Regions from separate parts of the Homo sapiens genome. Here region 1 is linked to region 2. A link is a loop called in an ENCODE intact Hi-C map of the cell type or tissue named here. Cell type or tissue: GM12878. All regions are shown on one strand. Region 1 has its middle 360 kb from the start of NTNG1. Region 2 overlaps NTNG1 (netrin G1).

Region 1 (2,500 bases), 68 kb before region 2:
ATGAGAGGCTCTGGCAGGAGACTCAAGAGCAGAGGATGGGAGTTTATTTCCCAGGATTCTTTCCTGCCAGGATGCAAGTTGGCATAGGCTGGTTTCTCTACCAAAGCCCACAGCTCCCATAAAGCTGCCAGTCTCTTCAGGTTCTGGTGACAGCTCACATTCTCACACTTTAGGCCTAGGGGCTGGTATCTGTTTCCCCAACTCAATACTTTATCATTTTTTAATCGTTAGCTTTATTCATAGTCTCTTCATTATATGCTCCTCAATTTCTCCCCCTCCCCAACTTTTTAAGAAAAGGTCTTGCTCTGTCACTCAGACTGGAGTCCAGTGGCATGATCATAGCTGACTGCAACCTCAAACCCCTGGGCTCAAACAATCCTCCCGCCTCAGCCTCTCAGGCCTGAGCCACCATGCCTGGCCAATTTTTTTGTTTGAGTGTCCCATTATTTCCTGTGGGAGCGCTGATCATACTCAGAGCCACTTCCCCAAAGTACCCTCATACCACAAAGATGGCTAGGTTGCAATCTAAACCTCTCCCCTGCACCTGAGGCTGTGGCACTGACTCCAGAGTCACCTTCCTCTTATGGCTCCTTATGTCCTTTCTTGTAATTGGTCCTGGATTTGATCCATCCCAGGTCAGCATTTTAATAAATTAGAGATGCAAATATATACTTGTTGTGGGGACGAATGAGGGGAGAGAACATTACCTTACTCCACTTCTTGGTAGCATCTGAATCCTAAACAACCCAAGTGGGAGAAGGTGCCCCTTAACACCATTATTTATGAATAGCTTCCACAATAGCTGAGTCCCAAGGCTAGAGAGGAGTGGCCTCCCCTTCTCCCCACGTACATCTGAGGCCCAGCTCCTGCTTAGCCCAAATGCCCCATTTCAAAAGAAGTACATCTGAGTATCATGAGGCAATGAGCCTATTTTGCCTTTAGTTCTGACACATATGCATAGCTGGGAGTTTTTACCTTCTAGGTACAGGTTCAGAAAACAGAAACCTGCCGTAATTACACTGTGGTATTTACAAGGCCATGGCACAGAAGCAGAAACATAAAACAAAAGTGAAATACTCAATTGGGAAGCCACAGTCTGTCAGCAAGAGAGGACTTGGCAAACTTAGAAACACCTCCCGATTCAACTCTTAACTGCTGTCTCAGGGGAACCTCAATTCTGCTTGATTTCCCAGATTCGCCCTCTGCCCTGTTGCTGGAGGTCTCAGTCAGGAGGTGCCTCTCAGGTTTGCCATTCTGACTGATTTAATTTAGAGAATTTCTTGCTCTTCACATGGCAGCAAAGGTCACGTGGCTTAGCTATTATGTTGTTCAGGAAACAGCTTCTTGACTGCTGTAGTTTTGTAATATTGGTTAAAATTCCCTTTTTGTTCTATTAATAAAATTCTTGGTCCTGAGATTATAAGGTCCTACTCAATAGTTTTATGGCCACATGTTGAAAAAGTACATTTTTAAAAGGCTTTATTGCCAAAAGAAATGAAAATGTGTATATGCAGTTGCATAAGTAGATTGCTATCTTCAGAACAATTTCCCAACCTGTAGTGAAAGTGAATTGGTGTTATCTGTAGACAGCTCTGTCAAGGAGAACGTGGCCTGGATAAAAAGAGGGGAAGACTTGGAAACCAAAAGAGTCCAGGTGCCATTGCTTATGATTTCATCTTATTTGAAAGTTGAACTCTGTACATAACTGGGAAATTAAGGTGGTGTCAGTAACCCTTCTATGGTCATTTCTTTGGCTTTTTGGTTTTTCTTGATTTAATAGCACTCCTATAATGGAGAACCAATTCTACATTTGTGAATCCCACAGGACTCTATGGGGTAGCAATTGTTATGTTGGTTTTCAGAGCAGAAGACTGAGGCTCAAATAATTTGTGTTACTTGTCCAAAGACACGCAGCTCCTTCATGGTGGTGGAACAGCATCCAGGATGTGAAGGTTCAGGATCCTTGGCACTTCTTACCCAACTGGGGCAGTTTGCTGATGGCTTCCAGTGGGCCGATCTTGCCCTGTGGAGCTATTTGGTTTGCCACAGAGTTTTGAAAGGAAATGGACTGTGAATGCACTTAGGCAGGGCATAAAGTCCCCATCACTCCTTATGGTTCCACAAGCCACTCCTTGTCTGACTGCTAAAGGTATTTAAGTTGTGGCCCCTATTTGTTCTATTTGTCTTTCTACTGTTGACCCACTTGTTCTCCATTCTCTTTCAGATTTGTCCATTTAATAAAATGATTCAATGATTAATGATATAGCTCCATACTGTTAGCATTTTAAATGAGAAGACACCTCCAAGCAAGCACTGCTGATCAGACGTGTCAGATTGGATTCTTTCCAGTCTGACTTCTTTCTGACACACATCCGCATTGGTACCTGCCTATCTCCCCTGCTATGCCATGACCTCTTGGCGCTCAAGGACCAACTGTTCATTCTTGCATCCCTAGTGCGTGCAATGGCACTGAAACAGAGAGTCTACATAATACATGGTT
Region 2 (2,500 bases):
CAAACGGAAATTTGAGCCTAGCTTTCTGGCCTCTAAGTCCAGTACTTTCTCTCCTAATTGACAAATAATAAATAAGGAGATGCTCTGAAATACAGAAAGTACTGTAGACACCAACAGTATTATATATACTTGGCCCAATTTGATTAAAAACAACTCAACAGCTTTTTTTTGTGACACTTGGATCTTGACGATCCAATCAGAGGACAATGATCACAGAAATACGAATTGGATTTCTTTTCTTGATAAAAAGATTGCTTGTCATTATTCAGCTTGTGTATCCTATTGAACGTACCTCAATGTGAAAAAGTCTACCTTTAAAACTGGGTGCCTATATAGCTACCTACTGGTGTGGTAATGGCTACACATATATTTTTCAGCATTTCAAATATATGCATTGCTTCAGAGTGAATTATGAAGTGAAATTCCATTTATTGTTTCTTATTTTTCCATTGGCACCCCCATATTCTTAAAGACAGGTTTCACTATGTAAAAGGTAGGAGATTTTCTGGGTGGGAAAGGTGCCTGGTCCTCCCTAGGTGCCAAGAGCAGTAGTCATTGGTGGGGAGGGAAGGGAAAGTGCTCAGGGGCCTCTGTGGACGCAGTTTTCCAGGGCTAAGATAATTAGTTGCCTAGAATACTTTTGAGAAATTACTCCTCCTTTTTGGGAGCTGTAGGAAAATTCAATAAATGGAATTTCATTGCTATGGATGAAGAAGTCAGACAAACTTTTACATTTCCAGTTGCTAGTCATTTTCAATCTCAAATAGCAACATTTTCAATCTATCAATACTCGTTGATCACCAATTATATGCAAGAATCTGTACCCTAATTTTTCATATCTATAATTAAATCGCATATAATGAGTTTCTATTTTGAAAGTTGAATGTATAGCCTTAAGTTTAAGGCTATAAGATCAGTTCAGAATCATCAGGTTTTACAATTTCATACAAAAGCAAAAAACGGGAAGAAAGAAAATTCTTAATTTCTTTAACATGATTTCTGAGATCATCATATTTAAAGCAACAACATAAGGGTTCAAAGTATATCCCCCAACTATGATTTCAACCAATACAAGTGAAATCACAAGTGAAATCTACCATAGGATATTTTCTACATTGAGAAAGTTCATTCTGGCTCAACCGCGGTGCAAATCGCCAGCCTCTCCACCCTAAATATCTCCCCGTAGCTCAAAAGGCACAGAAGAATAGCTGAAATTGTAATGGAACTGACCTATGCACACATTCTCATCGTCCAGTTGTGCAGAAGCATTTCTGAAGTAGCCCAGCCTGCATAACTCACAGTGCTGCCCTCTAGTGTTGTGTTTACAGCTCACGCAAATGACTGTATTTAGCAGATCGATATAACTGCATCGATTGGAGTGGCCGAAGCATTCACAATCTTGCAAGGAAGAACAGAAATGTATACAGAGTGTATACAGTAGCAGAGTAATAGCATACTACATGCTTGGGTAAAATGAGGGATGGAGAAAAGACGGTGGAATGGCATTACATATATGTGATTCAACACAACACATGGTGGCAACAGGTGGTTGTGACTGGCACGGAAATAGCATCTGTTTCAAGCAGGATAGAAAGGTCGGACATTCGGAACAAGACTGAAGATTGTTAATTCTTGGCAGACAAAATGAACAGAAGCATTTGCAGGTGTACACCTTTTAAAATTTGGGAAGCCTCAGTTTCTAGTGATGAAAAAGTCTATTATTTTTATTTTTTGCAGATGGAGAATTTTAGTGTCTTTGCACCATTTCCCTTGTTTTCATCTTTTCAGCCTTAAAAAAAGTGAGAGGGGACTGTGTGAGCATTGAGAGTCTAAGTACCATCACCATGGCTCCTTTAGCTCTCTGACATCATGCCAAGACAGCAACTCAGTCGGGGTTTCATATACATCATGGCAAATTTAATAGAGTTCTAGACAACTAAACAATTCTTTATTTTTGTTTTTCCCCAATGCTAAGAGAAGATGGCTTTCTTAAGCCTTTCTTCAGACCAAATCTGTATGTATATGTGTGAGAGAAGACAAAAAAAGCAGGGAGATAATTTGTGCGAAAAGGTGCTTTTAAGATTCCCTCCTTTTCTCTTAAGTTTCAAGAATAGTTTGCTACAAAAGAAGAATTAGGTAGCTACTGTAACCCCACCTTTCTTTTCCTTGGTTTCTCTGAAATGTTAGAGGTGTCTCTGAGGCTTAGGAGTGATGGTGGTAATGACTAGACAGGGAGATGAAGAAGAGCATGAGAGTAGTTGGGGAAGGGTGGAGGGTGACTAGATTTCTTCTTTCTTGCATCTCAACTAGAGAAAGAAGTTGTAAATCCAATTCAACCTTTTAAAAATAAATGATAATGACAAAGTCTCTGTTGGTAGAAATAATTATCACAAAAGTGTGAGTGGTAACTAGGTGGGGTATCTGTTTTGTCTTCATGGAATATGAGGGTAGGCCTAGTTGGACATTTATAAGGAAGGTCAGCCAGGATACTGCAAATTTT

What was found. A loop is a pair of places that touch in the nucleus more often than their neighbours do. Peaks named below come from ENCODE experiments on the same cell type or tissue, not always from the same donor. Only the 100,000 strongest peaks of a DNase experiment are listed, where the experiment ranks them.
Region 1: a loop joins it to region 2, with 4 times the contacts of the local background. A loop is called at or near these places in 2 of 110 quality-filtered maps.

What each region holds. Positions count from the first base shown.
Region 1 is chr1:107,498,135-107,500,634 of GRCh38, reverse strand. No RefSeq gene overlaps it. Among named protein-coding and RNA genes, the nearest start is that of NTNG1, 360 kb to the right of the region's middle. In GM12878, no CTCF peak of the experiment used is centred here; a DNase peak (open chromatin) is centred at 1,124; H3K27ac peaks cover 934 bases.
Region 2 is chr1:107,429,648-107,432,147 of GRCh38, reverse strand. NTNG1 (netrin G1) reads right to left here. Exons shown (of 8, transcript NM_001113226.3): 6 at 1,231-1,398. Among named protein-coding and RNA genes, the nearest start is that of NTNG1, 290 kb to the right of the region's middle. RefSeq lists an enhancer at 1-295. In GM12878, a CTCF peak has its summit at 1,312 (motif pointing left); a DNase peak (open chromatin) is centred at 1,307.